3 separate regions of the Mus musculus genome follow, and all the other regions are linked to region 1. A link is a loop called in an ENCODE intact Hi-C map of the cell type or tissue named here. Cell type or tissue: heart. All regions are shown on one strand.

Evidence for each region. Hi-C counts contacts between places; a loop is a spot of excess contacts. Peaks named below come from ENCODE experiments on the same cell type or tissue, not always from the same donor. Only the 100,000 strongest peaks of a DNase experiment are listed, where the experiment ranks them.
Region 2: it touches region 1 in a loop (10-fold over the local background); 31 of 42 quality-filtered maps call a loop at or near these places.
Region 3: it touches region 1 in a loop (3-fold over the local background); 14 of 42 quality-filtered maps call a loop at or near these places.

The regions. Positions count from the first base shown.
Region 1 is chr6:128,850,839-128,858,838 of GRCm38, reverse strand. The region is part of intron 2 of BC035044 (cDNA sequence BC035044); the gene reads left to right. It overlaps Gm34849 (a long non-coding RNA gene), which reads right to left and starts at 1,806. Exons shown (of 3, transcript XR_378059.1): 1 at 1,581-1,806; 2 at 901-1,033. In heart, CTCF peaks have their summits at 2,461 and 4,595 (motif pointing left); DNase peaks (open chromatin) are centred at 2,418, 4,138 and 4,508; H3K27ac peaks cover 386 bases.
Region 2 is chr6:129,062,533-129,070,532 of GRCm38, reverse strand. No RefSeq gene overlaps it. Among named protein-coding and RNA genes, the nearest start is that of Klrb1f, 21 kb to the right of the region's middle. In heart, a CTCF peak has its summit at 3,335 (motif pointing right); no DNase peak of the experiment used is centred here.
Region 3 is chr6:129,176,997-129,184,996 of GRCm38, reverse strand. Clec2d (C-type lectin domain family 2, member d) reads right to left here and starts at 4,382. Exons shown (of 5, transcript NM_053109.3): 1 at 4,250-4,382; 2 at 1,780-1,905; 3 at 684-862; 4 at 113-219. The coding sequence starts at 4,316. In heart, CTCF peaks have their summits at 4,309 and 4,514 (motif pointing left); DNase peaks (open chromatin) are centred at 3,126, 4,296 and 4,966; H3K4me3 peaks cover 1,017 bases; H3K27ac peaks cover 931 bases.

The DNA.
Region 1 (8,000 bases):
AAAAGATATAGACATCTAAATTACAAAATGAAATCATAATTATTCATCTTCTTATAATACTTAATTTTTTAAGTACATTTTTTAAACGTTCGTAGTCCCTAATAAAATAAAAACCTACTAACTGGATAATATAAAAGACTGGATGTTTTTCCGGGAGAAGCTCTGTTTATATATTTACAGGATTCTATAGTGCCAGACCAGCTAATTGTGCCAGCCCTTTTCCATAGACAGAGACATCCACACCTGCCCCTTCCTTCAAGCCTACTTCAGAGTCATCATCATCCTCAGACTCTTCACTGTGCCAGAGACTCCAGCAAAAGAAGACAGACACTGAAGACATGGTTCTAAATGTCCTCTTTAATGTCTTCTATCATCTTCATGAGTTGTGATTGTAGGTCAGAATCTTGCTTTTCAGGTGTGTTAGGTTATCCATGGCTTGTTGTGATGGGAGAACTGGGTTCTTATGGTGTCGAGTGGGATTGGTTTCTGTTGCTAATGTTCTTGTGTTTACCATTTACTATCTGGTTATCTCTGGTGTTAACTGGCCTTGCTGTCTTTGACTAGCCTGTCCCTCCTTGTAGGAAGGTAGCTCTCTGTAAGATGGGTGTCAGCAGGCCTTCTGGGAGGCAAACAGTGCTGTCTCTGGTTAGGAGGGCCTCCTGTGTCCCTGGCTCCAGCAAATCTCCTGTGACCCTGGTTAAGGGAGACCTCCTGAGAGCCAGGCTTTCTCTGGGTATGAGCAGGTTAGCGGGCCAAGTGAGCTGGAGTTCCTGGTCTGCCTCAGGTGAAATTGTGGACAGAAAGGAAGATGAGCCTCCAGCAGGGAAATAGTTCCTGCATCTGTTGGGCCTTGTGGGGACCCAATTAGGCCAGGTATTAGGGTGGGGAAGGGGGTCTCACCTGTGATCGTAGTTATGATGGAACTCCTAGAAGTCAGGCTGTCTCTAGGTATGAGAGGGGGTCTGGAGCACCCAATCTGCCTCAGGCAGACTTGCAAAAATGGTTTTTAATTACAGCAACTTCACATACTTTTCTGTCAAGGTAAGATGACAGGTATAAAGTATTAAATATAAAGTACATATATACACATATAAAGGATATGTATAGTATAAAGGGTATATCTCATATAGATGTCATGTACAGTATAAAAGGCATTTATAGTGTAAAGGGTACATTTATATTATATATAGTGTATATAGTACAAAGGGTATTTGTAGTATAAAGGGTATATATTGTATAAAGGTTATATATAGTACAAAAAGCATATTTGTATAAAGGGTATATAGTATAAAGGGCATATATAGTATAAAGGACATATATAGTATAAAGGACATATATAGTATAAAGGGCATATATAGTATAAAGGACATATATATTATAAAGGGCATATATAGTACAAAGTTTAAAGGGTTTGATCAGATGCATTGGATGGGATAATGCAAATCCCTCCATCATGGTGTCTGGTCAATGCAGACAATAGCAGATGCTGGGTCCACAGTGGAGTGGACTAATCCCAAGCCCTGAAGGGAGAGAAGATGGCAGGTATAAGATGTCTGGGCAGTCATGAATATGGTTCTCACCTGGTAAGTGGAATGGTAAATCAAAGCAGTGTCAGCTTGTCTGGCCGTATATGAAAGCTGCAAAAGACAAAGAAGCCAAGAGAGATGGACTGAGATGGTGACAGGCACAAGAGGAATTTCCTCAGAACATGTCAGTAGCTCATAAGAAGGAAAGGATGCTCTGAAACTTTCTTAAGAAATATAGAGGGGGCTGGAGAGATGGCTCAGCGGTTAGGAGAACTGACTGTTCTTCCAAAGGTCCTAAGTTCAAATCCCAGCAACCACATGGTGGCTCACAACCACCCGTAATGAGATATGACACCCTCTTCTGGTACAGCTGAAGACAGCTACAGTGTACTTAATGATAACAAATAAATCTTTGTAGCTGGGCGGTGGTGGCACACGCCTTTAATCCCAGCACTCGGGAGGCAGAGGCAGGTGGATTTCTGAGTTCGAGGCCAGCCTGCTCTACAAAGTGAGTTCCAGGACAGCCAGGGCTACACAGAGAAACCCTGTCTCGAAAAAAAACCAAAAAAAGAAAAAAAAAAAAAAAAAAGAAATATAGATAACTTATCTATAAATCTTATTCTTTAAAAAATGAGCTTAAGTGGATTGTAATCGATTATTCCTCTGCCCGTGAAATGAGCCCATATAAACCAGATTAGATTATATTAAAGGTGGGTTTGTTGGATATGTAAAACATGCGCCTCGGTCCCTTGTCCCTGGGCCGGAAACCAAACATTTCAGCCCTTTGTAGGTTATAAATGATTGAGAGTCAGCAGCATAATTGTCTGAGGGCTTCCTGTTGACATTAGGGCTCTGCAGTTATGGGGTGTGAACAAAGGGCTGGGATGCTGGCCAAGTCTGAGGAGGAACTGCTTGCTTCACTGTTGTCCAGGCTGTGGGACCATCTGTGGGTAAGAGCGGGAAGGCTCAGTTGAAGCAGTCTGTGAGGCTGGGCCAGAGCACCTGTGGGTAACTGTTTTGGAGCTTTGCTGGATGCAGATTCTGAGAGAACACCTGGAAGTTAGGGGCAGAAGATAAAGGTTAGAGAGAAAAACGTTTTTGGGGGTGGACATTTCAAACTCTTAGGCCCATGGTCTTGGGAGTTGGAGGAGAGGTGCAGGTCCCAGGATAGATCCCATCCGCAGGAAGAAACAGACTGTTAGTCGACAGTCCAGTGAGAGGTAGATTCAAATAAATTCCCGGAAGCTTACAAGAACCTTCTTAAGTTTACAAAAAGATAAATCCTTCGAAACTTGCATTTACCCACCTCAGAACATCTTCTTAGACCTTTAAACACTTTCTTAGACCCTTACTTTTTGGGAAGCTTTCATATTCCCAGACCTTACATAAACTTTTCCTATCCAATTATTTACCATGAGACACAGGTTGTTGATCACTGGGTTCAGACCCCTCAAAGACCTGAGAAGGATACTATAATCTAAATGGCCCATGTCTCAATTAAAATGACTGACTGACTCACCCATTACCCAGACAATCACCCCACTAGGATCCTGTGATGTCCATGGCTTAGTGGGGGGACACAGGTCACAGAGACAGATTAATCATTAGCTGCCAGGCCGGGCTAATCTGAGAGGCCTTCCTGTGGAGGAAGAACTGGGGAAACTGATCTTGCTTTGACTTAAGTAATGCAAGGCATGCCCAGTGCCCCTATTTGTCCACAGTTAAGGCCAGGCCTCAGGAGCAGGCAAGGCAGTTGAGCAATCTTTCTTAGTGGCTATCTTGCCACAATCCAGCTAGAATCCCTTCTTGTTGTGTCCATAACTTCTTGGAGACATTGGAGTTCCATTGCTAGGATTTGGAAGTCTGTCATTTTAAGCATCTTAACTTTAAGATTTTAAATGCCATATTCAGCAGGGCTCTGACAGGTTTGAGTGCTAGAACCTACTAGGCATATCTGGGTTAGAATCTATGTCTGTTTCTAGTTATCTTCTCTAAACTGTACATCTAGCAAACATAAAACAGGAGGCTAAATAAAGTTTTAATCATTAACTGCATCAGTTCTCAACATGACTTTAAATATAATTCCAAACAAATGAAAAGATATGATTATTTATAAGGTTAGTGGCTATCAACTTGTATTTCTTAGCTATACTAGCTTTTATGAGCCTAGAACCATAAATCTTATCTCAATTTAAAAGTATCTTTTGGAGACCTACTTCCTTGCACCTGTGCTGTGGCCCTTAAGAAAGATGGGAGTGAAACTATAATTCCACCCTCCTTATGCCAAAGTCAAGATGGCGACCAGTCACGTGATGATTATTTTCCTCCTGACAGCTTGGCGGGCCTTTTTTTTTTTTTTTAATTGGCTATTTTCTTTATTTACATTTCAAATGTTTTCCCCTTCCCAGGTCTCCCCTTCTGAAACCCCCTATCCAATCCCCCTTCCCCATGCCTCTATGAGGGTGCTCCCCCACCCAACCATCAACTCCCGTCTTTCTGGCATTCCCCTACACTGGGGCATCGAACACCCTCAGGCCCAAGGGCCTCTCCTTCCACTGATGTCCAACAAAGCCATCCGCTGCCACATATGCAGCCAGAGCCATAGATCCCTCCCTGTGTACTCTTTGGTTGGTACTCCTCCAGAGCACCGGGAGGTCTGGCCTGTTGACACTGTTGTTGCTCCCTACATGGGGCTGCAAACCCCCTCAGCTCCCTTTCTAACTCCTCCATCCCGGACCCGTGCTCAGTCCAATGGTTGGCTGCAAGGATTTGGCGGGCATTTTTAAATGAGCAGGCCAAGTCATTCACCATCATCATTACAATCAGTACTGCTGCTTCTGCTGCTAACAATGCTGAGGTCACACTGGACAGAGGGAAGTCGGTGAGGTGGAGGAGGGCAGGGCTAGGCGGCACCTGGAGCCCTGTGCTCACGGGGAGTGGGAGAGAGGAGAGAGTGCAGTTCCCAAAAGACCTGTACATGGGGAAGTTCAGGCTATTGGTCTATACACCTGCAGAATATTTTAGGGTCACGAAGGATGTTATGGTAATGAGTGCCCCCTGGTGGCTGTTTATACACATTGTGCAAGGGATTTTAATGACCAAGTCACAGAACAAAGAAAGACAGATGGTCTGAGACAGCCCCAATTTAGATAGAGTGTGTAGCAGATACCCCAAGGATGACTGAGGATCAGCTTTAGACTCAGTGTTTGCCCCCCACCCCCAGCCTTGCTGGAGACCCAAGGCCTGTGATGCAGCGTCTCACGTGATAGCCTGGGTCTCACTTGATAGCCTGCGGTGGAACTGTGGTGGGTGGGGAAACCCTGGAAAGCCATCTCCAAATCCAAAGGCTCTCTGAAGCAAAGACCTGGTCTGTGTTCTGGAATAGTCAGGCTCGCCCTGCTAAGGCCACAGCTTTGCAGAGGCTCTCGGGGCCCTGGACCTGGGAAAGGTACCCGGTACCTCTTAGGCTATGGCTGGGAAATGGTGACTTGACTGATCTCAAAGTCGATCTCCTCAAGCTGAGAGTAATGAAGAAGAGGTCTCAGTCCCCTGGGTGGGGACTCAACTTCTCCTGGGATTTCAGCAACATCGGAAAGGTTATTTCTCCTGTTAGTGAAATGAACCAGTTCGAGAATGTACTCATTACAGTGACATTTAGTGAAAATTGATGTCCTGTGGGAATCAACCCAGAAGCATAACAACTTCAAAAAAGGGTGAACAGTAATTGCTAGCCCCTTTCAAGCCTGTGAAAATCAAAGTTTCTGGAAAGAAGCAGAGACTTCCACATAAACTTCTGTAAGGCTGATTAGAGCTTTAGTGGCCGCTGAGGGTTGGAAATGCTGTGAGCCACTTTTATGAGCCACTTTAGACCTCTAGAAAAAATGAGAGAGAGAGAGAGAGAGAGAGAGAGAGAGAGAGAGAGAGAGAGAGAGAGAGAGAGAAGCAAGGAAGGAAGAACCATTTATTTTATGCACATTAGTGCTTTTCTTGTATATATGTATGTGTACCTTGTACATGCCTGGTACTCCTGAAGGTCAAAAGAGAACATCAGATCTCCCTGGAGAGGAGTCATCTCTCCAGCCCTCCATCTTTAGCCCTCACAATAACTGTTGCTCCCCTCTGTCCCTGACCTTTCTCGCCATCGAATAACTCAGAAGACTAGCTCTCCTTGGCATATATTAACAGACAGGTAGCTTCCACCGATCCAAAAACAGAGAGCATCACCAGGTAACATCTGAGCCTATACCAACGGCTCCCACTTTACTGTAACCATGTCTCTCACATCTCCACCGATGTGCTTGACAAGTGTCTTTGGGTGTGGCTTCCTTTGCTCTATTTTGGGTAATCTAAATCTGTGTTTCTGGGCATAGTCACTCATTTTGTCTCCAGAGTAAATGCTTATTCCCTTTGAAGTGAGAATTGTGCTTCTGCTCACAATGAAGAGTGACTCTGGGGACTTGATAGAAGAGCACACTGCCACTGTAGGAGAGGAGAGGCAGAGAAGAGAGAGAAGAGAGATTAGATACCAGCAAGCTGAGATTGCTTTATTGGAATAGAGAGGGGCCCAAACTTTCCATGGCATGAAGGTTGAACACATTTACAGGGGATGGGGACATAGGTGTTGGTGTGTGCATGTCTATATGTGTCTGTGTGTGTGTGTCTGTGTGTGTGTCTATGTGTGTCTATGTGTGTCTGTGTGTGTCTGTGTGTGTGTGTCTGTGTGTGTGTCTATGTGTGTCTATGTGTGTCTGTGTGTGTGTCTGTGTGTGTGTCTGTGTGTGTGTCTATGTGTGTCTATGTGTGTCTATGTGTGTCTGTGTGTGTGTCTATGTGTGTCTGTGTGTGTGTGTCTGTGTGTGTCTGTGTGTGTCTGTGTGTGTCTGTGTGTGTCTGTGTGTGTCTGTGTGTGTGTCTCTGTGTGTGTGTGTCTGTGTGTATCTGTGGCTACCAGGAAGATACAGCTGTGTTTGTGGTTTGATTGGAAGCAGAATACGTTGTTTTCAGTACCCAGGCTCTTACCCAAAATATCCCAACTCCGGTCAGGTGAAAAAGAAAAAGGACAGAGAGCAGACACCATTTGGGGAGGCTGCTGTTGGGTCTCAAAGGTAGGGTGGCCATGTTGGGGTTAGATAAAAGCTGCTAGGTTTTGGAACATGAAGAATATAGCGATGCTGTGAGTGAGGAAGTTGGTGAAACAGCTGAAAAGCAGGGACCAAACAGTAAAGTTAGCACAACTGCAATGATTGGCCATCCGAAAGTGTGATCCCCAGTCCCCAAGCAGCCAGGTGTCCCTCCAGAAAGCACTGCCTGCCTTTTCTCTGCGTTTAACTCCTTCTAACAATCACTTACATCACTCTCCCCAGGTCGAGCTGATTCTCCTCAAAGCGACACTCTGTCCTCCTGTCTTAGCATTGATTAAGTTCAGCCCTCTGTGGTTTTGCATGGGCCACCACAGCTGGAAATCTATTTTAGTTTGTTGTCAAAGGCCAGCTTTGACACCACAGGATAAATCAAGTCAGGCAGCAAGGTGTATCCTCAGCGATTGGGGTTAGTGCTGAGAGGAGCTGGTGGATGTGGGGGGGTCAGTTCAGATAGTGACCAACGAGGGTTGCTGCCTATGCAGCCAGCGATTAGAGAAAAGAAAAGGAGGGAAATCAAACACACACACAAACAAACACACACACGAACAAACACACACACACACACAAACACATACACACAAACAAACACACACACAAACATACGCACACACACAAACAAACACACACACAAACATACACACACACACAAACAAACACACACACAAACATACACACACACACACAAACAAACACACACACAGTGGGTGAAGCAAAAGCAGGCTCCAGCGATTTATTTTTTTTCTCTTAACCCTCTTTTGTACCCCTTTAAAAAAGTTTTCTATCTAAAAAGAAAGTTACCTCATAGCCACAAGTTGAGCAATCACCACAAAAACATATTAAAATAGATCAAAATCGTTACACAAGGGGAAATTACAACAGGATTGTTGATTATGTATTTCTTTTTTGAAACTTATATCTAGTTTAAAAAATTCTCATCTATCTTTATTTCCACAAGCTCACTGTAACCCCAAAGCAGCAATTCTTTTGTCATTGATTAACAAAGTCTGAGCAGGTCAAGTCTAGAGTAGCAAGGGTGTCCCTGTGCTATTGATTGATGTTGGTCGTAGGTGCAGCCATAGACAGAGAAGCTCAACAAGATGCTAAGCCTTCATTTTCTGAAGGAGCAGAGGGGCCCAACCTTCCCAGGAAAGACTGACACCCAGCTAGCTCACATCAGTTACCTTATTTAAACACCAAACAAGGTTAACTGGGTCTGGGAAAGGTTCCAGCTACCAAAGTTATCTTGCCCTTTGCTCCTCAGGATAGCAGACAACACACACAAATCTCAGTCCCTTTTTAACATGGCTAGTCATAATCAAAAGGAAGAACTCCG
Region 2 (8,000 bases), 210 kb before region 1:
GGTTGGTGACATGCCCAGGGAGTCTTATCACTGACTACCTCTCTATCATGCCAAGCCACACCTGGGGAGATTGTGTTTTGCTTGCGGCAGGTGCATCAAAAGGCCAGGATGTTGATTTATCTATGGCCAGATCTTAATTGCTGCAAGCAAGTCTCATGGGTGAAGGTAGAGGTCTGATCCCCAGTGTGCAAGCATAGGGGCCCTACACAAAACCATCCCTTGGGCTCATCACCCAGAGAGGTCTTGGCCAACTCCCATGTCGTTTTTCCTGGGGGAAGGGAACTAGGACACTGAACCTTTATGCAATCAGACATGCCTTCCACAGGATGCCAACAGCAAGCTATCCTCTGTGCAGTGCTTAGCCTCGCAACCCATGGCATAACGCAGCATAATTTCTTTTAGAGCAGCAAACCGAATCTGAGGAGATTGTCCCGCCTCCACTGCAGCAAAAGCCTACGCTACTATGGCAAAAGTGCGGGCCCGCACACTCTGTACCTAACACATGTGTCAAACACACAACACACACACACACTATAACAAGCATACATCCCAGGGCTCTCATCCCCACTCATCTTCCCTGAAGCAAGGGATAGATAGCCAGAGGGACTATCTCTTTAAGGGGAATTCAGGGATCAAAAAGGCATTGAAAAATTTGAACGTCATGTCGAGCTGGTATTGGCTTCTGGAACACCAAAAGGATCTCCCATCTCGGCTCCATCGTTTGTGCTTGTGGGACCATCCACCACATCCACAGGGGCAACTGGATCAGGAGCCTCATTCTTGCAGCATCTCACCAATCTCTCCGGCACCCAAAGAGGTTCCATCTGGTCCTGTGGAAACACACAAACAGACCCTCTCGCCCACATCAACACCTGATCTGGTCGATCCCCAGGGGAGATGGACACAATACCTCGTGGTAATGAGACCATAACCTCAATCACCTATGTGTCCATCTGGGGAGTCAATATGAGAGTCAAGTTTTCATTAACTTCCTTCTGTTGGGCAATGATTTCCGTGCCCTTATAGCAATGTGATTCACCTGCTCAAACACCTGCAGTGGATATCCTGTTTGTTGTTGTGCAAATCGACCTTGACCAAGCAGCATATCCCTATCCCATGCTGGATTTCCTGCAGCAGAGTTAGCCACTGCCTGTTCATTTGTAAATTCAATAAGGAAGGCTTTCCAATCTAAATACTGCCCAGGTGAAAGGTATGCCTTCACCAAGCCTGCCCAATCTGACTGCATCATACAGTGTCTATTCAAGGCCTCTACTTGAGCCACAGTATAGGAGGCAGTTAAGCTGTACATCTGCACAGACTCAGCAAAATTCCTGATTACTTTTTTTTATTATTATTTCTACCAAGGCATTTTTTTAAATTAGGTATTTTCCTCATTTACATTTTCAATGCTATACCAAAGGTCCCCTATACCCACCCCCCCAATCCCCTACCCACCCACTCCCCCTTTTTGGCCCTGGTGTTCCCCTGTACTGGGGCATATAAAGTTTGCCAAGTCCAATGGGCCTCTCTTTGCAGTGATGGCCGACTAGGCCATCTTTTGATACATATGCAGCTAGAGACAAGAGCTCCGGGGTACTGGTTAGTTCATATTGTTGTTCCACCTATAGGGTTGCAGTTCCCTTTAGCTCCTTGGGTAATTTCTCTAGCTCCTCCATTGGGGGCCGTGTGACCCATCCAATAGCTTACTGTGATCATCCACTTCTGTGTTTGCTAGGCCCTGGCATAGTCTCACAAGAGAGAGCTATATCTGGGTTCTTTCAGCAAAATCTTGCTAGTGTATGCAATGGTGTCAGCGTTTGGAAGCTGATTATGGGATGGATCCCTGCATATGGCAATCACTAAATGGGCTCCTAATATCTCTGCCCTGCTTGGTCAGTGAAAATAGGACATCCCAGCAAGGAGAGTCTAACCTCTTTCCAGACCTCCGGACAGAAGGTCTGCCCATAGACGGCTGACGAGGACGCATAGGGAGGGGGAGCAGAAGCTAATTCGCCTTCCTCCTCTGCCTCAGCTCTTTTATTTTGTCCTTTCTGTCCACCTGATAACACTGTGTCTCCTTTCTTTTTCCTTTTTCTTTTTAAGCCCTTCTCCTCTTCCGACATACTCTCGTGTTGCTCTGTAAGGATTTTCTGACCTGTCTTGACTGCCTCTACACACAGTTTCAAACAGTAACAGAGTCCATATATCAGAACAAACAAGACCAAAACTATCAGACCTACCCACAAAGGGTCAATGGGAGAAAAAAAGCATAACTACACAGCGAGGATCTATTGATCACTATACTGAGGTTATCCTAGTTCCTTAACTTGTCCCAAAACCGTGACCCTTAACTTGTCCCAAAACCAGGAACCTTTCGTTACCTTGTGCCTGCTTCTTGGCAACTTTATACTTGCCTCTATTTTATCCGAGGTCCTCCCCAAACTCCTGGGGTCGCAAGTTTCACTTACCTTGAACTTACCCTGCCTGCAACCACTGACTGCTGAAAGTTCTGAATCCACGCCAGATCCTTCTCAACAGTCTGTTTTACGGGAACCTTTATTAACCCCTTCTTCTTCGTGATGCAGTTCTGAATCCTCCCTGTAGCAGGGGGTCTTCGCTCGTGCCTGAAGATGTTTCTTGTCCCCTTGTCCTGGGTCCCGGGTTTCGGCACCACTTCTTGCGCATGCCCAACTGGCCAGGAAGAACGACGCTGCTACAGGATCCATCTGCACACGTTTATTCAGTCCTGTTTCTTCTTTCTCTATATCTCCCCTGTTTATATCTCTCCCTTGTTTATATCTCCCCTGAACCCTGGGCCTCTCACTCTTTTATACTCTCAGTTCCCATCCACGCACAGCAGGCCACGCCACCTCACCAGGTACGCAGCTTCAGCTAATCAGGGCAGCAGGGGCATATCTCCATCAAAATGGATTCACCAGTATCCTGGTACACCTGCGCAGCTCTCACGATGGTTGTGGCTTATATTCAGGTGAGGAAGTCAGGTGCAAGTCATAAGACTTAGCTGCAGTCCCTGGTGCCTTTGGGACTGCCAGCACACCCGCTCCTCACAGGTTCATATTTCAGTGGTAACAAGATAGGTTTGTTTAGACCAATAGGCTGGATGACTCCAGTGGCAGCTTTCTTTTGAATAGTAAATTTGTTGCCTGGGTCTGGACCATTTAGGTATAACCTGACTCCCCATATTCTACCAGCTTCTAGATAATGATCTTTGGCTTCACGCCAGGCCCTAACCTTTATGGATTTTGGATGGTACTGCTTATGACCACAGAAGGGTGCTGATGGTTTCCTTCATATCACTATAAAGGGATCAATGGATTGTACTGCTTATGACCACAAGAGGGTGCTGATGGTTTCCTTCATATCACTATAAAGGGATCAATGGGTCCCCAAGAGGACTCAATTTCACTATGGCATCAAGAACAATGATATTTGCCTGGCTTCTGGCAGCTCAGGGCTAGGGGGCAGAGAGAGTCAGACAGGAAGGCATAGTACTGGATAAACAGGAGCCCTTTCTCTTCACCAGTGGATCCACATCCCCAGGAGTATTCTCCTTCACAGGATTGAGCAAACAATTCCCCAATAGCTTCTGGATGCAATATTTTACATAAATCTACCTGGAAGGTGGGTTGAGTCTCAATGGATAGATTGTCTATGAGCTCCCTGGTTCCAATCTTTCTTAATTTCCATGACTAAAGTCCTAACACAGGGGTTTTAGGCCTTTTCCACAGGGAGACAGAATAGGACAACCAAAAGTATAGTGACCATATCACTCTTATCCATAGAACAAAGGGCATGGTAATGACCCATCTGTTATGTCCTACCCTGTGCCCACAGTACCCTGACTGAGATGAAAGATGTGGCCCTTGAAAGACAAAATATGGCTCAGGACTTCCAAGACCAAGTTCTCAGCACTAAGGTGAATTGTCCCAGAGATTGAAAGCAGAGATAAGTAACAGAGACAGAAGATAGGAAAAGAAGGACAAGGGGAAGAGAACAAATGAAAGGAGAGAATGGGGACAGGGGAGATAGATAGTCAAGGGATATTTGTCAAAGAGTGGGACAAAGAACTCTCTCTGTATAGAAAAGAGACAGATACAGCCCATAGGAAAATGGCAGCTTATAAAGTTACAAGGGAAAACAGTATAGAATGAGGTGTCTAATTTTGATCAGACAAGTTAATTAGGTCAGTCAAAGTGGGAATTTGGTTTCTGGACTTCAATATTTTGATAACTTTAACTTATTAGTCAGCCTCAGGAGAAGTCAGTTAGCAAAGAAGAAAACAGATCTTGGGAGCTAGATTTGTGAATATAATCTAGTGACTTTGTGTTGTAGGAAATTTTAAAAATGTGAACTGACATGTTCTTGCACTAGTACCAGCAACTGACGGGCCACAGGGCTCCCGCAGGCCATCTCACTCAATGGTCTCTCACCCTGCCAACTCTGCGGTGGCTCCCACCCACCCAGTTCCTCTTGCTACTATGCAAAGCCCTAAGCACCCCACAGTCTGCCATCACATCACCCAATTATCTGGTAGAATTAAAACTGTTATGCTTATAGTTAACCAATCAGATTTATATATCAATAAAATCAAAATTTACAAGATGCCAATACAATAATTTCAGAGCCAATTGATAATAATAAAAAGCTTTATCCCAATTATTCTAACCTTATAGTTTCATAACTGTGGCTGGTTAAAATCCTGTGACAATTTTTAGCAAGGCAGGATGAATGGGGAGAAGGGGAAGGCTGTTAAAGACATATTCCCATGCTCAAGCTGAACAGAGTGCCGCTTCATTACAAGTTTTTTGTTTTATTATTGGGTCACGACATGTTAGGTAGGCATTGTTCTTACTGAATGAGTCATGCAGAAATTGGTGCATTGTTGTTAAGAGACCCAAAGAAGCTGGGTTGCTAAATTGGGAAGAGCAGGCTGTTTCACTTGCTGTACCACAGGAAAATGTAGTCTGTGAAACTGGACGAGGATATAGATTCCAAAGAATGGCTGGTGCTAGTGCTGTAGTTTTGGAGCAGTCTGTAGTTGATTTGAAAACTGCTGGGACAGACAGACTAAGGGCACAGGTAATGTTAAGTAGTTTAGGGGAATTTTATTTTATTTTATTTTATTTTATTTTATTTATTTGGGGGAGAGGGTGAATTATTTTACCTTGGAAATACATTTGAATCTTTTAGGTTTATGGTCCCAATAGTTAGAAACAGGAGTCCCAAGGCCAGTAAGAAGGCCCTGAAAAGGGGGAGAACCCAGGAAAAGGAGGAGAGATCCCAGAAAGAGGGAAAGATCCGAGGAAAAGGGGGGAGATCTCACCCTAAGGCATAGGCAGTATGCAGGAAAGCTTAGTCTGTTGGTTGGCAGAAGTACATATCTGGAGTATTGTTGTGTCCGGCCAGCAGACCACAACCTGGGTTCTAGCCTGGAAAGGCATTTTGGAAACCTGGAAGAGAAGAGGGGCTAGGTGGCGAGAGAAAAGAATGTAGCCAAGACAGTTACTCTGATCAAGGCTCAAATTTTATTGTTGCAACACTAGTTATGAAGGAAGGGGGAGGGGACCCGATTCCCGCCGAATAATCTCTGGTCCAGTAGAAAGGTGCACGTGTGTGGCTCCGCAGGTTCCAGCAGTGGGCGTGGCAGGACGAATGAGCAGGAAGCTCCACCCCTGAGCAAGCAGGTTTCAGGCTGGGGGAGGGGAGACTACATTTCCTCCCTTTTATTAACAAAACTTAAAAAAAAGAAAGAGCTGGCAGGAGGGGGAAAAATTATCTATGTTCAATAGTTCTGCCTGGAATCTAGGGCTAAAGAAAAAACCTGCTTTTGTGGGATTCCTTAACTTTTCTTATGGTAAAATGTATCTGGCTAAGACTGTCCTTTCTTAATAAACAACTAACTGAAAAGCCTGGAGCTGTAGGCTCTGACTTTATAATGCTAATTAGTACTTGGTAGGTAACTTTCTAGTTGAATTTTAAGTAGGGCGTTGGAACTCTGGCTAAGTTTGACTGAACAAATGTGAAATACACTATAATAACACTAAGTTGATATTTCTCCGCTTTTTTGAATGATAGGTGGGAAACAGGGAGAAGGAGTTCGACCGGCTCTTGTAGTACAAGGCCAATTGGCTTTTTTATTTGGGTGGGAGGCAGTGAAGGGCTTGCCCTTTCAATAGTACGTCTCCAATCTCTCTCCCCCCTATTGATTAAGTTAAATAAGGCAACGCTTAACTGAGGTGATCAAATGATTTTCTCATCCATAGATGAGTGGGCTTTTAACCTTGGCTTGGGTGGACATGGACCCGATTCCTCCCGTGGGTATTGATAAAACCCACACATGTGGCTCTGGGTATCTTTTGGGGAGGCGAGGTAGAGCCGGAAAATATTTTTTATTTTTAACCAAAATTTGGTACCAACCTCTTTCAAACCGGGTTTATCTCACAGGAAACTCAGAAATGGTCAAGCCGGACCTTCCCTTGCAGTATCTCTGCACCAAGCGGTGCCCATACTGAATTTGTACAATCACAAACCAGTATGCACAGTTTTGAGTGCTGTGCAGCTCCTAAAGGAGAATTATCAACCTCAGAATTAGCAAAGCCTAAGCAAGAATTATGTCGTTAGTAACACCACGATTTGTGGCTAAAATAGGAGCTGGAAGTCGTTCCTCCTCATCCCTGTTTTTTCCACAGCCTAAGGACACCTTGCAGTAACAGCAAGGGTGAAAAGCCAGAGGTCAGCTAAGGGGCTAAGCCTGTCTATCAAAATAAAAACCAATCTTTATTAATATAGAAATATCTACTCTTCTAGCCCTCTAGGTAAACCTAAATTTTTAACTCAGACTGAAAACCACGTGCTGGAAATGTCCTTGGAAAGGAGATAACAGCAGCCACCTGTGTGCTCTAGGGGCGCGGGGATGCACATCCGCTGGTCTGCCTCGAGAATGTTGATTTACCTGCTTGAAAGACAAAATCTCGGACAGTGAGAAAGTAGGAAAGCAGAACTTCTTTTGGGGAACTCTAGGTACTTTATTTAAATGCAAATTGTAAAGCTGAGGCTAGTCTCCGGCCTCCTGTCGGGAGCTGGCTCAGAGAGTAGCTTTTTTCGGAGCCTGAGTCCTCAAGCCGACTTTTAAGCAAAAGAGGAATTTTAGTCCTCAAGGTGATACTTTAGAAGATTTAGAATCTGTGTTCATCTAACAAATTAATTTATCTGGCAGCCACTGCGCTCTATCTTCATCTCGTGAAAAAACACAAACTGAGTCCCTACCCCAAATTAGAACTGGATCTGGACCCTTCTATTCGTTAGTCAGGGGGTCCTTCTATTTTACCAATGTATTAAGTGACCAATTGCTCTTTAATAGCTTTTTCCACTAGCTGTAAGGCCAGCAATCCTTCTGAGGTTAGGGATCTAGGGGAAGTGGGGGATGTGCTCTGAATTAACTTGCTAGGTAATTTAGAATATAGGAATCTCTAACATTGGACTGAATATTAGGACCAGTCTAAGATTGAGTTAGAATGGCTGGTCACACTGAAGAAAGGAGAAAAATCATTATGACTCTATTAAATGACTAATTTTACTAAGTCTGAATATACAGTCTCTGATGTACTATTGCCATAAAGTTAAAAGGCTAGAAGCTAGTCTAAACTGGAAAAATGACAAGTAAGGATGGATCTAAAACATGAATTTAATTTAGTTTTTTAGTCAATTCAATCAGGACATGAGTCAACTTACCTACCAGCTCGTCACACGAATTTACTAATATGCTTCTGCAGCGTTCTGTGGAGAAAACCTGTTTTTCCCTTTTCTAATAAGGTAGCTGTTTTAGGATCAATCTATAAGCCAATAAGTAGATCCCTTTAAGATACTATAAAGCATTTATTAAACTCTTGACATTAAAATATTAGATTTTGAAAATAAAGGTAAGACTTTAATAGTGTGCATGGGAATGCACTAAATAGCATGCACGGGGATACAATTTC
Region 3 (8,000 bases), 330 kb before region 1:
CTTCCCAGTACAATTGGCTTCACATGACACTGCCTTTCATCTCCCATAGCCACAACTCACACATATCACAACACATGAACATAATAGAAGGAAAAACTTTGTGAAAACATACGTGTTGTTATACTCAGTGTTGTCTGTCCACTTCCAAGGGTGCTCTGACGACTCTCTGTGCAGGCCAATCCAGGAATCAAAATTCGCCTTGTATCTCATTAGGAAATTCTGTCATAAAACACAAAAACCAAGAATACATGTGTCTCTTTGTTTCAGATGATCCTGGAATCTCTCCACTCCACAGATTCCTCTAGAGATAACAGGAGGGTGTAACTGAGGGTCACATTACTCAGTTCTGGGTTAACCTCCCATTGCAGTTATTAACAGTTGCTTCCTTCTGTACACAACAAGTGCCAGCATATGGGAAAACACTGATGACCACCAGGTATCCAGTAAAATGGCATATCTGACCTTCCAACTGACTATGAACACTTCATGAGAGAAAGTTTCTTGACTGTCTCAGGGCTCCAGTCAGAAGTCAAGCATCAGCAAATGGCACACACTCACATTCCCTATGTCTCCATGTGCTTGGGATGGGATCCTTCCTCAGGCCTCATCTGTAACTCTCTATCTCAAGGCAATATAATATTCAACAGAACAGACAGACAAACCAATCCCTGCCCATTGCTTACCAGCTCATCCTGGTTGTCAAACCGAGCTAGTTGGGCCTCTTGTGCCATGCAGAAGGCCTGGGCGAATGTCCAGTTACTTGGGTATTCAGAAAAATAAAAACATTTATTTTCAACTCCAATCCAGTTTTGCGGGCAAGCAGCATAGGTCTTGTTGACTGGGATCTGTTCTGTCTTTGTTGCTAAAATGTAGAGAATACAATGGATCATGGCAAGCAGGTCTTCTCTCGTTTTGGCACACCCTCCTGAGCTCAGCTGTGAGGTGTGAATCTGATGATAGCTTTCCTAACTGATCTGATGGGCCTTTAACTAAAGGCCTCCCACCGTGGGCCTGTGTCCCATTCTCTCTCAGGTGCTCACTGTCAGTAGGGCTCCCAGGAAGTGCACTTCTATAACACTATATCACTTCTATATCACTTTCTGAGCTTTTGGATGACCATTGACTACAGTAGGGATTGCTACAGCAGCAAGCACTCTGTAGGGACACCTACTGACACCCAGCCTGATAATTGAGATTGCTGTGAGAACTTTTGTGTAGGTAGTATATACGGTGCAGACACATTGCACTAAAGGATGACTTCAAATACTTAAGAGGACAGTGCAAGATTGTATTGCACTATTCTGATATTGTGGTACTAAAATCCTATAAATTTCTTACTTCAGAAACTTTCCATTTAATACTTTGAAAATTCAGTTTAGCCTGGTAACTAAACTAGGTCATGGTGGGAGGCACTGTATCTTCCTGGCCATATTACTCTTCCCTGTCCTCACCTTTGAGGTTCCTACTTTGAAATTTCCTCTCTTTATTCTCTGCCTTGAACAGTTCCCCAAGGAGATTTATGTCCCTGACATCTCAGTTGAGAGCTTATTGAATGTCATCTTCTCACAGATGCCAAGCCAAGACTCCTGTGTACACCACAGACTGTGTGTTCCTTCACTGCACCTTCCAGCTAGAACCTAAGTTCCCAGAGAACAGGAATTTCCAGTGTGATTTCTCCAGAGCCCTTCCCACAATGCCTGGGTCACAGTGGTCAGTAAGTATAACTGACCTTGTGAATGTGGACAAAGTGTCACATAATTTGGAGAATAAGTCACTTACCTGACAAAGCAACAGAAAGAGCAATTACAGCTACAGTGAGGACCATGATCACTCCATAGTAGCAGTAAAGCTTAGCACAAGACTCAGGGGAGATGGTTCCGTGCCTTTTTCCTTGGAGAATTTTACCTGAAAATATAAATATGAGAACACCAATCTCAAAAAACATTTAAAGAAAAAGAATTATCTGTAGATTTGGCTTGTATTCACCCATTGCAAACCCCTTCACAGAAGGTCCTGGTTTATAAATGATGTCTAATGCTCACAGAAGACTAGATGAAAGGGAAACATGGAGTCTTCCAGTCATTGAACAAAGGGCCAATGAAGAAACAAGAAACAGAAAGAGTGAAGATCAGGCTGAAAGCAAACAACATCCAAGCTATTCATAGATTTTGCTCCCTAAGAATAGACTGGCTAGGACTGAGAATAACACTGAGTGCCAAGGATGGGGACAGACTGGGATCAGCAGGAGGCTGCAGAGATGGCTGAGGAGTTAAGATCAATTGTTGCTCTTCTAGAGGACAGGAGTTAGCTCCTAAATCTCAGCTCCTAAAGGGGCACCTCATAACCACCTGTGTAACTCCTGCTCCAGTCAACGAGACAAACAGGTTGGTACACTTTTATATTTCCAGTGCTAGGGAGGCAGAAGCTGGAGTCAGGAGTACAAGACTAGCCTTGGCTACATTAGAAGTTTGAACTCAACCTGGACTATGTAAGGATCAGTCTCAGAGAACCTAGTCAGTAAATAAATTAATAAAGGCACATAAATGTAATAGAACACACTGACATAACTAATGGATAAAAATATGGGAGCATTTTAACAAGCTTACCAAAATCATGTGAAAAAAATAATATTAGTCTAAAATAACAAGAACTCTTAACAAGTTAGGAATTAAAGGAACACATTTATGGTTATTGGGCATTTCAAAAACTCAGAATGGTAATTTTATTTATTTAGAGTTCTACACCAGCATTTCTTATATGATATTAAGAGTAAGATTTACAGATAATCCTCTGTGTTTACACCAGTATAATTCTGATACTGTCTGTTTCCTTCTAATATGTAAACAGGAATTTTGCTGTATACACACAGATCTCCTTCTAAATTCGAATGTGTTCCATAGCACAATTTGAACATAACTTTCCTGTCTTTATTTAAAAGTAATGTTGGAAATGATCTCTCAAAAAACCCAAAGAAATGAAGTATTGCTGGCCTGGTTTTTAGCTTACTTAAAAACTGTTTCAATGATAAAACAAGCTACTGCTTCAAAGGAGTGAAGTTGTGTAATGCCTGCAGCTAGTTATACAACAGCTGCACTTGAGACAGGAGCTCCACATTCACAAGACAGGCTTCAAAATGCCTGCAGCTAGCTATGCAACAGCTGCACTTGAGACAGAAGCTCCACATTCTCAGGAAATGTTTCCAATGGCTAAATATTTGTGTATTTGATTTTAAAAAGTCAACCCTGCTGAGGCAGAGGGAGCAGGAGTTCCAGGCCAGCTTGGGGTAAAGTATGAGACTTTGCCAAAGAATCAATCAATCAATCAATCAGTCAGTCAGTCATCATCATCCTCAGTAATAATAATTTATTATAATTTATTATTATTATTATTATTATTATTATTTCAGAATACTTGGTTTAAGTGATAAACATTAGCATTTGTTGGGAATTTTGTATTTTGATAGATGTCAATCTTACTTTCTCAAAATTCAGTAGTCTTTCCACAAATTAAAAAAAAAAAAATTAATGTGAAGAAACAGGAATGAGGGGGAAAAGGAAAATAAAGGAACACAATATAATGGAGCATAGACAGTTTGAAACACAAGAAACACAATTTTGCTTCCTTTCTGAAGAATTAAGTAGGAAACCCCATTATATTCTTTTTCTGTAACTTATCAAGAGCTCAAAACAGAAAGGATTTGGTCCTGAGTAGGTTCAGCGCCCCCCACCCCCACCCCACCCCAAGCCACCCCCTTACAATTCTATTTTAATTACAATGGATCTGCAAAACACAAGCTCCAAGCTTCCCAGGCAACTTCTGCCACTATGCACATTGCAAAGCTGTTGTCTGAGTTTCCTTCACTCAGGGACTTAAAGCAAACGTTTACTACAGCAATTTGATGTAATCCACCAGACTGTAACTTACCAGATCCCTGGGAAGAGTGGACTAGCAAGCTAAGTACAAAGCGAGAACGCTGTGGCTACAGCTCTGGCAGTTAGAAGGTGACTCGCTGCTCATTTCTCTTGCCTGAGAACTATTCGAGTATTGTATGCTCCGATAGAATAACTAATGTAACAACCTCATAGCTAATCCCGACTGCATTCTCCTGCTCTGCAGACCCACAGTGACGGGCTCACAGACGCCCTTCTGTTCTTAATCTTTTGTTCAAGGTTCAACTCTTTTGCCTTCCTGCCCTGTTTGAAACTCCTCTCTGCCCCTCCCATTGGTTCAAATACTATTGAATACTTACCCACTTCTACCTCCTGCGGGCTGCCTGTGGGACTAAGCATAGGTAGGGAAGCCTTTGTGACACACATCTCAGAGCTGAGGAGCTGAGTTTCCACTACAGGATTGAAACTTGAAAGCTGAGAGGCACAAATACGTGGGGAGGTTTCAGTATTTAGCTAATCCTGTAGCTCCTCCTTTCTGTACATACACACACGCTTGGTTGGCTCAGGGCCTAACAAAATCTCATTGGGAAACGCATTTCAAGGTCAGGAGCCACACTGGCGCCATCTGGAGACTGACTTTCCTGTTTGCTTCTGGTTTACTTTGTGTTTCGTTTCTCTTTCAGCACACTCTGATTTAGAAACATAATTCAAGCTGACCTTACTGAGGTCACAGGGATTTTCTTTTTTTTTTTTTTTTAATATTTTTTATTAGGTATTTTCCTCATTTACATTTCCAATGCTATTCCAAAAGTCCCCCATACCCTCCCCCCCCCACTCCCCTGCCCACCCATTCCCACTTTTGGCCCTGGCGTTCTCCTGTACTGGGGCATATAAAGTTTGCAAGTCCAATGGGCCTCTCTTTACAGTGATGGCCGACTAGGCCATCTTTTGATACATATGCAGCTAGAGTCAAGAGCTCTGGGGTACTGGTTAGTTCATAATGATGTTCCACCTATAGGGTTGCAGATCCCTTTAGCTCCCTGGGTACTTTCTCTAGCTCCTTCATTGGGGACTTTGTGCTCTGTCCAATGAATGACTGTGAGCATCTACTTCTGTATCTGCCAGGCACTGACAAAGGCCCTCAGGAGACAGCTATAGCAGGCTCTTGTTGGCATCTGCCTAGTGTCTGGGTTTGGTGGTTGTTTATGGAATGGATCCCCAAGTGGGGCAGTCTCTGGCAGTCTCTTCCTTCAGGCTCTGCTCCAAACTTTGTCTCTGTAACTCCTTCCATGGGTATTTTGTTCCCCCTTCTAAAAAGGATTCTGAGCTTCTGGGCTAATGTCCACTTACCAGTGAGTGCATATCATGTGTGTTCTTTCCTGATTGGGTTACCTTACTCAAGATGATATCCTCCAGATCCATCCATTTGTCTAAGAATTTCATGAATTCATTGTTTTTAACAGCTTTGAACCTCTTACCCTTTCTTATCACAGGCCTGCAACAGTTCTGGGAAACAGAGAACCCTGGGGAGATCAAAAAAACCAAACAGATTTTACTGCGTAATAAATATTTATATCCAATAGTCACATTCAACTATTTGAAACACTGGAGAGTTACCCATTTGGCCCATTAAAAAACTACTTTATTTCTTGAGCGGGGCATATCTATGCCACAGCATATGTGTAGGAGTCTGTCCTCTCCTGCTGCCCTGTTCTCCTGTGATCCAGGCCAGATGGTCAGGATTATGTGGCAAGAGCTTTTAAGCCCTGAGTCCATCTCCTTTGAAAAAATACAACTGTAACTTACTTATTAATTTGTCTTGGTTAAAGTTTTGAAAGAAAGCTGTCAACTCTTTTTTTTATTACATATTTTCCTCAATTATATTTCCAATGCTAGCCCAAAAGTCCCCCACACCCTGCCCCCCACTTTCCTACCCACCCATTCCCATTTTTTTGGCCCTGGCATTCCCCTGTACTGGGGCATATAAAGTTTGCGTGTCCAATGGGCCTCTCTTTCCAGTGATGGCCGACCAGGCCATCTTTTGATACATATGCAGCTAGAGTCAAGAGCTCCGGGGTACTGGTTAGTTCATAATGTTGCACCTACAGGGTTGCAGATCTCTTTAGCTCCTTGGATACTTTCTCTAGCTCCTCCATTGGGGGCCCTGTGATCCATCCAATAGCTGACTGAGAGCATCCACTTATGTGTTTGCTAGGCCCCGGCCTAGTCTCACAAGAGACAGCTATATCAGGTTCCTTGCAGCAAACGCTTGCTGGTGTATGCAATGCTGTCATTGTTTGGAGGCTAATTATGGGATGGATCCCTGGATATGGCAGTCTCTAGATGGTCCATCCTTTTCTCTCAGCTCCAAACTTTGTCTCTGTAATCCTTCCATTGATGATTGTTTCCAATTCTAAGAAGGGGCAAAGTGTCCACACTTTGGTCTTCGTTCTTCTTCAGTTTCATGTGTTTTGCAAATTGTATCTTATATCTTGGGTATCCTAAGTTTCTGGGCTAATATCCACTTATCAGTGAGTACATATCATTTGAGTTCTTTTGTGATTGTGTTACCTCACCAGCTGCTGTCAACTCTTTAACGTATGCAAATATAGGAGTATTTCTTTATAAAATATTAGCACTTTTTCAACTTCTGAGTAGAAACTACTTTTTCAAAACTAGGACTTCCTAGATCAGCAATTAGAATTCCCCTGGGTTCTGTTCCTGGGAACCACACTGTGTAGCTCATAACTGCCTATAACTCCAGCTGCAGAGGACGTGTTGCCTCTGCTGTCTGAAGGCACCCACATACACATAAATCTGAAAGAAAGAAAGAAAGAAGAAAGAAAGGAAGGAAGGAAGGAAGGAAGGAAGGAAGGAAGGAAGAAAGAAAGAAAGAAAGAAAGAAAGAAAGAAAAGAAAGAAAGAAAGAAAGAAAGAAAGAAGAGAGGGAAGGAGTAAGGAAGGGAGGGAAGGAAGGGGAGGGGAGGGGAGGAGAGGAGAGGGGAGGAGAGAGAGAGAAAGAAAAGGAGGGAGGGAGGGAGAAAGAGGAAAAAGTGGAAGGGGAAGAGAGAAAGAGAATACCTGGCATAAGTTAATTCATCTTGGAAGCATGTTCAATATCTTGTCCTCAGAAGAAAGATATTGTTCTCTGTAGTTTTAAAGACAGATTCTCACTGAATCCGGAGCTCACAGATTAAGTTAGGCTAACTAACCAGCAAACTCCAAGGACCCACTAGTCTCTACCTATCTGAAACTGAGTTTACAGCTCATGTTACCAGGCCCAGCTTTCTTATGTAGGTAAAGAGGGACAGAATTCATATTCTCACACTTATGTGGCAAGCACTTTTCTGACTGAGCCATCTTCCCAGGCTCTGAAGATGATCCTTAAGAAAAATATATGGAATATGATCTTTGCCTTTTGAGAGAAATAGTTGTGTGCAAAAGCTGTTAGGACCTATTTCATGAACTGGCCCCAGTCTCCATTCTTGCTTGCCAACATAGTGAATGGATCTAAAATTTGTGTGAAAAGTGACATCTTATGTGAAGTGCTAGGATTATGGTAATCGGGCTGGTTAAAGAATAAAAACTTGGAAGGACATGGAGGCACAACACCTACAATCCAGGCACTGAGGAGGTAGAGGCGGGAGATGTCACCTGTACTTTACAAATGGGAACAGAAGTGGTTAATAGATAATAAGGTGACCTCTGCACTACCTGAATGACCACAACCACACCAGATCCTTCCCAGACCCTTAAGATGTCACATGTAGTCAATATAGAAAACCCACCTTTATGAAAGAACTCACAAGTCCTTTGCAAAGAGTTCAATGTTGTCATGTCTTAAGCTTTATTGTGCATGAAGGGTTGAGTTTATTGCCACTAGAAAATGTTTGTCTAAAATTGGGCTGTGTTTAAATATGCCTAAAATAATCTTTCTGGTATCAGACTCTATAAGTCTGAATCATCACCAGCTACTGAGTTATGCTAAACTAGACCTTCATGCTTCACATGAATGGTTATTCTACTGCTTATGGTGGTCACAGAAAACCCACATGTAGTTTCTCTAATAATCATAATCATAACAATTACAATATATTCATCTCTACTTTT